4 separate regions of the Homo sapiens genome follow, and all the other regions are linked to region 2. Evidence: chromatin contacts called from ENCODE Hi-C or POLR2A ChIA-PET data. All regions are on one chromosome and are shown on one strand. The core of a region is the stretch at or near the end of the contact, and the rest is flanking DNA. Distances in the headings are between cores, read along the strand shown.

Region 1 (2,700 bases), core at 148-2,647, 440 kb after region 2:
AAACCAGCCTGGATAACATAACGAGTTCCTGTTTCTATGGGGAAAAAAAATTAGCCAGGCATGGTGGCACACACCTGTAGTCCTGGCTACTCAGGAGGCTAAGGCAAAAGGATCACTCGAGCCCAGGAGTTCGAGGCCACCATGAGCTACGATCATACCACTGCACTCCAGCCTGGGCAACAGAGCAAGACTCTGTTTCTAAAAAAAGTGGGGGCAGGAGGGACTTGATAATATCTCCTGCAAAGGCTTGCTGTGAAGATAAGAATAGTTAAAAGGTGTGAAGAACTTAGAAGAGTGCCTAGCACAGTAAGCACTCCATTAAGTGTTAAATGGTAATGGCTCCCAGCTGGACTGGCCCACACAGCATCTCCTAAACCTGTGTGCTCACCCTTCCTTTGTTATTACACCTTCCATCATTTGGCTTATACAGTGTGGAAACTCTTCTTCTCTTGGCTCCTCTATACAAATTCTGCCCACTGTCAAGGCTCGGGTCTGATTTCCCACTCAGCCAGTGGGAAATCTGAGTACTTCAGCTGCAAACTAGCTTTTCTGCCTCTGAACTTCTAGAATATTTACTAGATGTCCCTAAATCAAGTTGTTTTTTAAATTACTGAGTGTGGAGGGAAGCTCACAGGCTGGAAATTACTGGTGATGGAGCTGGAGGTCTTGCTCTTTCCTCTGGGTGCCCCTAAGTGGGTAATGTCTCAGAACCCCAGCTTCTTTCTCTGAAAAAGTTATTATCTTATTTATAAGGTTTCCTCAAAGACTGAATAAGAACATGTAAAGCTCCTATCATATAATCAGGCGTAAACATTAGTTCCCTTCCAGTGGGACTATAAACCTCCAAGGGTAGCTCACGTTTCTCCGTGCTCCAAGGACAGTAATATGCAGAGATTAAACAGACAGATAGGGGAATACAGACTGAATAAACGAAAACCTTTCCAAGTCTGATTTTATGACAATATTCTGAAAAGGGCTTTTCCATGCCTATTCTAAACAACTGACAGTGCTTCCATCATAAAATGCATTTTGACACACTTAATCTTCCAAGAACATACGTTGATTCTATGCCCTGATGAGAGAATATATTAGCTACTTAACCTTTATCTAACTCTTACATAATATTAAGATTTTTTTAAGATTCATTTTTACAAAACCCAGAAAGTCCACACACAACAAAAACAAAACAAAACAAAAAAAGGAACACAAAGTAATTGAAAAGACTTTTCATACCTAAAAAGGGAATTTTTAATCACAACCTTAGTCATAAACCTCAACAGGCAAGTCAGAAGCAGTGAAAGATAAAAGTGCCAACAAGAAAATCCGGTTGAAGTGCCACTCGGGTTCATGCAGTGGGTTACAGGGCGCACAAGACAAGCTGGCGGAAGTGGGTGCTGTACCTTTATCACAGCCGCCCCCACCTGACCACCTGTAGCAGCCTCAGAGGAAGCAGACAACCCCCACACACTTTCCAGCTGCATCTTTGCAGCCACAAAGTACGCACATACAATCAGCTAACGTATAAAAGTATATCAGAAGCATCAATGTGAAAAGGGAAAAAATCTTTAACTCGTGATGAGTAACCTGTGTTATTTAGATTCTGTCATTGAGACCTGATGCTAAGGGGAGACCCCTCTAAAGACACCCACACAACCCTGATAACTGGCAGCATAAGTGCATAATCTTTGCATCAAATACCTGGGGCACTGAAGAGGCTGAAGCAGCAAATCCTCTGGTAGAGGGTGAGGACCAAATGGGGGTACCTCAGAGGCTACAGTTCCTCCCCCTAGTGTTCAATGACAAATGGAAACATGTCACTGGGTCCAAACGCAGGGAGGACTAGTCTTTGCTTTGGCACCAGGCTAGACAAAGAAAAGACCCCTTGCCCCGTGACCCCACATTGTCCTACAAAGGAAAAGGCTGGATTTTGTTGATGAATGCAATTCACATGTTTGGAGCAGTGTCATTTGAAAGGACTGCTTCAGAAATTCATGCAAGTCACATAAGTGGAGAGAAAACAGGAAAAAATTAAGAATGGCTGTTTACAAGTCACTTCTAAAACTTTGCTTTGTTCTACTTGAACAATTTTTATCATCATTTAAAGCAGTTAAATTAAAATGCACCTGCACTGTAAATCGTGAGAGAACATACCTGCTCTTCAAATATGACTTGAAAATTATTTGGTTTCTCCCCTACCTCCCCCTACCTGGGATGCTCTCATTTTACATTTAATTTGGAAAATTAGAAGAAAAATGGAATAAGCTCAAATCCTAACCAAAATTTGTTTTTACTTTTAAAATACAACCATTTTAGAATTTTTAAATAAATGTAAAATATTTTATTATTTACTTAACTTTTACCTTCAGGGTTACATGTGCAGATTTGTGATATGGGTAACTTGCGTCATGGGGGTTTGTCGTACAGATTATTTTGTCATCCAGGTACTAAGCCTAGTACCTGATAGGTTTTTTTTTTTCTGCTCTTCCCCCTCCTCCCACTCTCCACTCTCCAGTAGGCCCCAGTGCCTGTTGTTCTGGATGGGCGTAGCGGCTCACGCCTGTAATCCCAGCACTTTGGGAGGCCAAGGCGGCCTGAACATCTGAGGTCAGAAGTTCGAGACCAGCCTGGCCAATATGGTGAAACCCAGTCTCTACAAAAAAATTAGCCAGGCATGGTGGTGTGCACCTTTAGTCCCAGCTA
Region 2 (2,700 bases), core at 142-2,641:
TGAATATCTGCAATTCAAACCAATTTAACTACAGGTCAGTGGTGTCTTTCTTATCTATTATCACAAACATCCCAGTTGCCTCCATCTAAAAATTTCTTTCAAAAGTTAAGACACAATTAATTATATCTTATTAATTCCCTCAAAAGCAAAAAAAAAAAAAAAGTACCATTCAGCATACAAAAGTTACACATTAAAAGTGTATATATAGGGCTGGGTGCGGTAGTGCACGCCTGTGATCCCAGCACTTTGGGAGGCCGAGGCGGGTGGATCATAAGGTCAGGAGTTCAAGACCAGCCTGGCCAAGATGGTGAAACCCTGTCTCTACTAAAAATACAAAAAATTAGCTGGGCGCGGCAGCAGGCCCCTGTAATCCCAGCTACTGAGGAGGCTGAGGCAGGAGAATCGCTTGAACTCGGAGGGCAGAGGTTGCAGTGAGCAGAGATTGTGCCGCTGCCCTCCAGCCTGGGTGACAGAGTGAGACTCTGTCTCAAAAAAAAAAGTGCATATTTCCTTTTTTTTTTGAGATGGAGTCTCTCTTTGTTGCCCAGGCTGGAGTTCAGTGGCATGATCTCGGCTCACTGCAACCTCCTCCTTTCAGGTTCAAGTGATTCTCCTGCCTCACCCTCCCAAGTAGCTGGGATTACAGGTGTGTGCCACCATGTCTGGCCAATTTTTGTATTTTTAGTAGAGATGGCGTTTCACCGTGTTGGCCAGGCTGGTCTCGAACTCCTGAACAAAGTTGATCTGCCCACCTCGGCTTTCCAAAGTGCTGGGATTACAGGCGTGAGCCACTGCGCCTGGCCTCAAAATTTGTTTTTTATCCTGAAATCAGCAGGAAGCACTGAAGGGCTTTTTGGTGGGGTTTTTTTTGTTTTTTGTTTTTTTTCTTTTGAGACGAAGTCTCCTGTCCCCCAGACTGGAGTGCAGTGGCGTGATCTCGGCTAACTGCAGCCTCCGCCTCCCAGCTTCCAGAAATTCTCCTGCCTCAGCCTTCCAGGTAGCTGGAATTATAGGCATGCGCCACCACGGCTGGCTAATTTTCGTATTTTTAGTAGAGATGACGTAGGCTGGTCTCGAACTCCTGACCTCAGGTGATCTCCTGACCTCAGATGATCACCCACCTCAGGTGATCGCCTGCCTCAGCCTCCCAAAGTGCTAGGATTACAGGCGTGAGCCACCACATCCAGCCTAAGCACTGAAGTGTTTAAGCAGAGTTGGGAACACGATCATGTTTGCATTTTTAAAAGACAACTCATGCTGAGGTTTGAAGAACAATTTGAAATGGGGGAAGACTGTCCATTTGAATACACTTTCCATTAAATCTTGTTGACTACCTCTCAGATCTGTTTTTAGTGTTTTGTGGGTTTTTTGGTTTGGTTTTGAGACAGTCTCGCTCTTTGACCCAGGCTGGAGTGCAGCAGTGCAATCACAGCTCACTGCAGCCTCCGGAAGCATGTGCCACCACACCCAGCTAACTTTTCTTTTTTTTGTAGATATGGAGTCTCACTGTGTTGCCCAGGCTGGTCTTGAACTCCTGGGCATAAGAAGTCCTCCTGCCTCAGCCTCCCAGAATGTTGGGATTACAGGCATGAACCACCGTGCCCAGCCAAGATCTGTTTCTTATTTTTATTTCCACTACTAAGAACTTACAGTGACACCTCGTTGTCTTCTGCTTTGTTTTGGTAGCCTTTTCTATCTCCCTTCCCACTCATATTTTCCAGACTCTTGCCAGAGTTAAACATCTAAGATGCAGATTTGATCATTATATTGCCCTACTTTAAAAACCTTCACTGGTTCCCCCATTCCCTTCTGGATGGAATCCAAGTATCTTAATCACATAATACATCCCCTGACCTTTATTTTTTTTTTTTTGAGAGAGTCTCACTGTCACCTAGGCTGGAGTGCAGTGGCACGATCTTGGCTCACTGCAGCCTCGGGGCCTGTGACTTCCTAAACTTTATTCTCACATTCTGATCTTGCCTTCCCATGTTCTATTCTGTAGGTGTTCACACCCATACTTGATTGTGAACTTATAGACAGATGTGGTGGGGAACAGATGTGGGGAGATCGTGTCAAGAAGTGTTCGCCAATGTGAGCCTAATTTAATTGAACCTTGGGATTTTGGAAACCTTGAGATAGTGAATAATGGAGCTAGAATGGTAGGTGTCAGTCTATGTCAGGATAAGGAAGTTTTTTTTTTTTTTTAATGGAGTCTAGCTGTGTGGCACAACCTCGGCTCACTGCAACCTCCCCTTCCTGGGTTCAAGCAATTCTCCTGCCTCAGCCTCCAGCAGTTGGGACTACAGACATGCACCACCATGCCCAGCTAATTTTTTTGTATTTTTAATAGAGGTAGGGTTTCACCATGTTGGCCACGATGGTCTCGATCTCTTGACCTCGTAATCCACCTGCCTTGGCCTCCCAAAGTGCTGGGATTATAGGCATGAGCCACTGCACCCAGTCAGGATAAGGAATTTGTACTTTATAGAAATTGGGAAGTAACGGAAAGTTTTTGAGCAGGATTGCGGTAGAACTAACCCAGTAGTTGTGCGTAGCATGTATTTGGAGTGGGGAAATAATTAGGTAGCTATAGTGGGGTCCTGAAACAAATCGAAATGGCAAGAATGGGAATAAATGGGAGAAATATTTCAGAGGTAGCATCAGTAAATCAGTAGTCTGTTAGGGAATGTTAGTGCTACT
Region 3 (2,706 bases), core at 68-2,567, 420 kb after region 2:
CCAGTTTAAGAAAAGTTGACCTACCAAAGCCAGAACTGCTAAATAATTACAAAACAGTTGTTTTAGAAATCACTTCACCCTCCGAAAGGAGTCAACTTTCCATGTATACTTAAAATCACTCATAAAAATGGATTTACCATTTAAGAAATAATTTTCAAACACACATGTAGTTTGTCAAATGAAGCCTCACTGTTCATTCATTCATTCATTCATTCATTCGACAGATATTGATTGAGCCCTGTTATGGGCCAGATGCTGATTGTGGCACTTGTGATACAGCAGTGAACAGAAGAGTCTAAACTCCCTGCCCCAATGGTGCTTGCATTCCTGTGTTACGTCCACACAGCTGTGTAACTGACTCTGAAGAAAAATGAGCTTTTAAAACATAATAAACATTTCAGTTTTGCCAGATGAAAAATTCTAAAGATTTGTTACACTACAATGTAAATATAGCTAATATTACTGAGTTATATACTCAAAAATGGTTAAGAGAATAAATGTGTTCATTTAACCAAAAATTTTTTTAAATGAAAAAAATAAGCATAACAAACATTTACTGAGTACTTACCATGTTAGGCAGAGCATCATCTCATTTAATCACAACAACCTTAGCAGGAAGGCACTATTATTATTCTGTTTTACAGATGGGTACACTGAGGCACAAAGAGGTTAAACAATTTATCCAGGATCACATATCCAAGGGATAGAGCTGAGATATAGGCCCAAGTAATCTGATACCAGCAACTTGTCTCCTAACTCCATACAAAAAGTTTCAAAGATAATACTATTTTCAGTTGGAACTACAGTTAATAATACAAAAATAGTAATAATAATATAGTACAAGGAATAATAATCAACTTTTTTTTTTTAATCCTGATGATTTGTAACCCAACTTACTGTCCTTTTGATGGCCATTTTTTCCTAAAAACCTCAGTGTTGAACAAACTGCTTTCAACCACTTCTCTGTAAGCCATAATATTCTTTTCCTTCAAATGGAAATAAAGAAAAATCACACAGGATGGTTTCTTTTAGACAAGATCAGGCACGTTCAGGGTGGTGTGGCCATAGACGCGGATGGTTTCTTTTAAAACAGACATTACTGAAACTGTAAATATTTTTAGCCTTTTGTACTTTTCATCCAGCAGCTTAACTGAGAATGATATAGAAACATTTAAAAATAGCCACTCAGTACTCTGAAAACCATTAGTTTAGCACATACCCAGCACCTGCTTGACACATCTTAATCAACACTCTTTTGCTAGTCATATTAAAAAAAGAGAGAACCCTTTTGCTTTCAGAATTTTTTCCCTTAAAAAACGTATGTGTCACCAGGGTATTTTGCCCTCTCTCTTTCTAACTTAGAGGGTAACACCTGGAGTAAGTCATGGGTGACTAATGAAGATGCAACTTTCCCCTCAGCATGATATACTTCACAGGATGGAAGTAAAAGCTTCTAATAGGAGCATTTATTACAATTGTTAGGATTGTAATGGAAAGTTAATTTTGTTTTATAGTTTGTAGAAATGATTCAGGATGATATGAGAACACTTTCTATAAACCTGCACTGATAAAAGGAAGATGATAGTGATGACACATGATATACTTTCTGAGTTGTTTTTCCAGGGGTGGGAAAGTTCAATCCACAGATTTCAAGACAGAAAGAAGAAAGGAAAGGAGAAGGAAGGAAGAAAGAAAACAAAATTTTTTTTAGAATTGACTATGCTCAAATACACTGTGCTTTTTAGCATCAAACTTTCAACCATGGTCTGAGCAGCACTATGTTGTAACAAAACTGGAGTAGCCAGCCTGAGCAAACATGAACATCACAATATTTTAAAGTTCAAATAACATAAGGCACCAGTTTTAAGACTGCCCGGGTATCCTTTTTAGCAATACAAAGATTCACACAACTTGGTGACAGACAGCTTTTCCCTCCAGCCAAATCTGATGAAGACTTGATAATATCACCTGCCATAATCAAAATTCCTGGGCACATGGGAAGGTCTCTGACTCAAATCAAAGAGAGCTTTGGGCCCCAAAGCTATGGGCCCCACAGCTATGGGCTACCAAAGAAAGGTTATAACCAGGCTCCAGTGTAAACCATTTTGTTTCTTTTAACAGTTTTAGATCTTCTAAAGTATATGAGATGATATTAATAAAATTTAAATTTCCTGCTAAATTTTTTTAGTCTCTTTCCTTAAAAGTAAAACTTACAATGATCAGAAAGCATGCTTTCTTCTGGCTTTATCATTCAACTTCCCAGGCAAAGATGATCAACAGCAACACTCTTATCTAAAGCAAAAGTAATGGATATGATTATCACTCTGGACAGAAAGTCTGTATTTGCCCATTTTTATCAATGATTGAGACAATGATCCAGAAGCTGTATTGGTACAAAAACACAACACCAGGGATGCCAGAAACAGGATTACAAAAGTTCTCACAAGGTTAAAAATAGACCAAAATGAATATAGTCAAGTTTACTAGGCTCAAATGTGAGGTCCTGTATGGTCAGTACATGGAGGTCCAGCAGCCTCTTGATTCAATACAGGCAGTGTGATGGGTTTGCAAAAATGTACTCTTAGGCTGCATTAATAAAGACACTGTTCTCAAGGCCAGATAAGCCACAGTCCCTCTCAAACTGCTCAGAAAGAGTAGCTTTAGGGCCAGGTGCAGTGGCTCACGCCTATAATCCCAGCACTTTGG
Region 4 (2,700 bases), core at 80-2,579, 380 kb after region 2:
GACACACCCCATAATAAAGTATTACTGGTCCAAAATGTCAATAGTGCTGAGATTGGGAAATCCTGACGGGGAGGGAACATTCAAGGATATGGGTAGACTTAAAATCATGCCAACTCATAATCACATTATAATAATGTGGCACCATGCAACTTGGGGTCCCCAAAATGTAAACAATTAACAACCATAAAAATTTACCAGTTCTCTCCTTGAGCGAAGTAAAAGCTGTAACTTACACAGAGTAAGACCATCAGAGTTGCCTGGAAGAAGTGGAACAGCTTCAGTGTTGGACTATGTTATCATCAATATCATCAGTGCCTTGTTTACTCCAGGTCAAGGTGTGATCTGAGTGTCTACTATCAAAATTCAGTGGTAGCTATTAACAGAAGGAGTTTATACGTGAAGTTCTATGGTCACTAAAACCGTCTAAATAACCTAAGAATATCTAGCTCTGGAAAAAACTGCAAAATGTTTCAACTTTTAAAATACCAACAAAATATGAGGAACAATGTTGATGTTGACCTACATTCTATCTAGGGTGGCTAAAAGAAATAGCTGCACAATAGGGTTCTAAATAAATGCAGAATTGAAGAAATGCATCATAACAAAGATAATCAGGGTGACTATTTTGAAATGCTCCCCATTTCTGTTTTTCTTTCTGTTTTCAAATATTCCCTCTCATCCACGCGGCATATTTTCATTACATTTGTTGTAAGAATGTACATTTAGATAATCTACTCACTATTCTTTTATGCATTCTTTTACTCCAGCCAAAAAGGGAAAAAGTCCCTATCCAAACAAAGCTAATGCATGTAAGCAAATTTGAAGGAAAAAAAGAATTTCATGAATGAGCGGGAGACAATTTTTTAATGGAATGTTTTAAAGGCTTGTGGTATAAACAGTAAACAAAATTGATTCACTAACATTAATACTGTTTGCCATGATGTGAGAGTTGGTCTTTTTTTTTAATGCCCCAGAAGCTAAAGGAAAATAAATACTGTGGTAGGGAAAAATAATACCTTACTTGGCATTTTGAAGTCATTGCTCAATCCTTCTTGAGCAAGAAAACCATAGTAATGACTTTGTTTTACCTACCGCAATTATGGTACACCTCGCAGCAATCCTTCACAATATTTTCCTCCCTCTGTTCAAGTCCTGCTAAATAATCTCTGGAAACCATTAACTAAGAGTACGGTTCCAATTTTCCTGTTCTCCCTCCTCTGCTGCCTCAGTGTCATGTTGGCGTCAGGACAAAGCAAACTTGTATGACATCACAGAGCAAACTCATTTTCTGTAAACCAGCCCCTTGGTAGTTTACCGCTACTGGAACCCAACGCTGTCAACAGTGTGGTCTTTGTTTGGTGGGTGTTGCTCTAAAAATTTTTTTAAAGTTTCCCAACACCTTCTTCTTTTAAACAGAGGCAAGCTGCTGGAGGCGCCGTCCTCGCCTGGCCCGCCCCACTCTGTAAACTAGACATTACCTTATACACAAATGACTCTAGGCATTCCTCAGTCTAGCTGCCTCACTGCAAAATTCCTATGCTCCTCAGCAGCAGGGCAGCGCACATTCCCCTGGCTTCCCCTCTTTCCTCTTCCCCCACCCTCCTCTTTTTCTTTTCTTTCTTTTTTTTTTTTTTAATTTCCACTGCCTCACTGTGTTTTTGTGTAAATGATCTCACATGACTCAACAAATCCATCTGCCTGAAGCAGGCCAAGTCTGGAGCCCTCCCAGGAGGGAGGAGAAGAATTGCTTTGTGGAAAGGACCTGGAGCTCTGCCCTTTCTCTGGCTCGAATTACCCGCCTGTCAGGCCTGACGGATTTGGCTAAAAATAAAAGGAAACGGGCCGTGAAAAGCAGATGAATGGGCTCAGCAGTTCCTTAGATAACACAGGCCTGCTGTTGCCCAAAGCTCCCCAAACAGAAACTTCAAATGCAGGGCCTCTGAGTCAGTGATGTGGCTTCCAGGTGAACGAGGCCTGTCAAATCCACTGGAGTTGGGGGACATGGCCTGGGCTGTGAATTTCGGTTTCCTTTCCGTGTGTGTGTGTGTGTGTGTGTGTGTGTGTGTGTGTGACACAGAGAGTGAGAGTGCACGCAAGAGAGATTGAGAGAGTGAGAGAACCAGTCTAGTATTAAAAGGTTCTCAGAAAACAGTAGACTTCAGTGGAGTGAAGGCTTGTAAAAAAAAGAAAAAAAATTGTTGTTTCCACTACAAAATTATCCTTCTCCCCACCTCCAACACCAGACATTTTCAGCCTCCCTATGATGTCACTTCTCTGTTTAGAGCCAGCAAAGAGCTAAAAGTCTTTCTTGTAAGTGTATGCCCAGCGCCTGCAGTGGGTATTAAGCACTTAGGTTGGCAATGTAATGACACACTGTAACAATCTGTAATATGAGGCAGTCAGCAAAGCCCTGGCTCTGAAAGCTATTTCTCCCGACCATTAACCATATGTTTGGCTCCTCAGATAGCCAAGCGGGTGTTCCAGCTTACCATCTGGTTTCTATCCACACAAGCAACTGCAAAGCACAGGCTATGTCCCTCTGGAGCTGTGTGTTTCTTTTTCTCTCTCTTTTCCGCTCTTCTCTTCCCCTTTCCTCCTCCCAGCTCCTTTGGTTCCTTCTGCTAAAGAATTCTCTGCCATTCATCACGTACAAAGAAAACTTTACCTGACATGGCAGCGGCAGAGCCATTAAGAATGCAC

The links. A loop is a pair of places that touch in the nucleus more often than their neighbours do. ChIA-PET counts read pairs that join two places held with the same protein, here RNA polymerase II (POLR2A). Pooled maps may share reads with other maps.
Region 1: a loop to region 2 is called in a pooled map, with 4 times the contacts of the local background. The contact joins two enhancer-like sites. A Hi-C loop is called at or near these places in 2 of 168 maps with a recorded cell type or tissue (GM12878 and natural killer cell), 25 of 37 single-sample maps with no recorded cell type and 10 of 50 pooled maps. POLR2A ChIA-PET finds 5 or more read pairs at or near these places in 7 of 52 experiments (B cell, CD4-positive, alpha-beta T cell, H1 and 4 more).
Region 3: a map with no recorded cell type shows a loop between it and region 2 (15-fold over the local background). The contact joins two enhancer-like sites. A Hi-C loop is called at or near these places in 2 of 37 single-sample maps with no recorded cell type and 4 of 50 pooled maps. POLR2A ChIA-PET finds 5 or more read pairs at or near these places in 2 of 52 experiments (Panc1 and activated T-cell).
Region 4: a loop to region 2 is called in a pooled map, with 3 times the contacts of the local background. The contact joins two enhancer-like sites. A Hi-C loop is called at or near these places in 4 of 168 maps with a recorded cell type or tissue (B cell, ascending aorta, sigmoid colon and 1 more) and 12 of 50 pooled maps. POLR2A ChIA-PET finds 5 or more read pairs at or near these places in 5 of 52 experiments (AG04450, MCF 10A, T-cell and 2 more).

Annotation. Positions count from the first base shown.
Region 1 is chr6:90,273,159-90,275,858 of GRCh38, forward strand. The region is part of intron 1 of BACH2 (BACH transcriptional regulator 2); the gene reads right to left. Among named protein-coding and RNA genes, the nearest start is that of BACH2, 22 kb to the right of the region's middle. Within about 2 kb of position 1,398, at least 4 of the 41 ENCODE cell types and tissues checked have a DNase peak (open chromatin) inside an H3K27ac peak, as active enhancers do; they include B cell, where a contact is called at or near this core.
Region 2 is chr6:89,833,925-89,836,624 of GRCh38, forward strand. All of the region lies in intron 1 of CASP8AP2 (caspase 8 associated protein 2), which reads left to right. Among named protein-coding and RNA genes, the nearest start is that of CASP8AP2, 5.4 kb to the left of the region's middle. Within about 2 kb of position 1,392, at least 6 of the 41 ENCODE cell types and tissues checked have a DNase peak (open chromatin) inside an H3K27ac peak, as active enhancers do; they include B cell, where a contact is called at or near this core.
Region 3 is chr6:90,250,299-90,253,004 of GRCh38, forward strand. It overlaps BACH2 (BACH transcriptional regulator 2), which reads right to left. Exons shown (of 9, transcript NM_021813.4): 3 at 2,215-2,292. Among named protein-coding and RNA genes, the nearest start is that of BACH2, 45 kb to the right of the region's middle. RefSeq lists an enhancer at 1,297-1,386. Within about 2 kb of position 1,318, at least 3 of the 41 ENCODE cell types and tissues checked have a DNase peak (open chromatin) inside an H3K27ac peak, as active enhancers do.
Region 4 is chr6:90,216,887-90,219,586 of GRCh38, forward strand. All of the region lies in intron 3 of BACH2 (BACH transcriptional regulator 2), which reads right to left. Among named protein-coding and RNA genes, the nearest start is that of BACH2, 79 kb to the right of the region's middle. RefSeq lists an enhancer at 823-1,481. Within about 2 kb of position 1,330, at least 38 of the 41 ENCODE cell types and tissues checked have a DNase peak (open chromatin) inside an H3K27ac peak, as active enhancers do; they include B cell, where a contact is called at or near this core.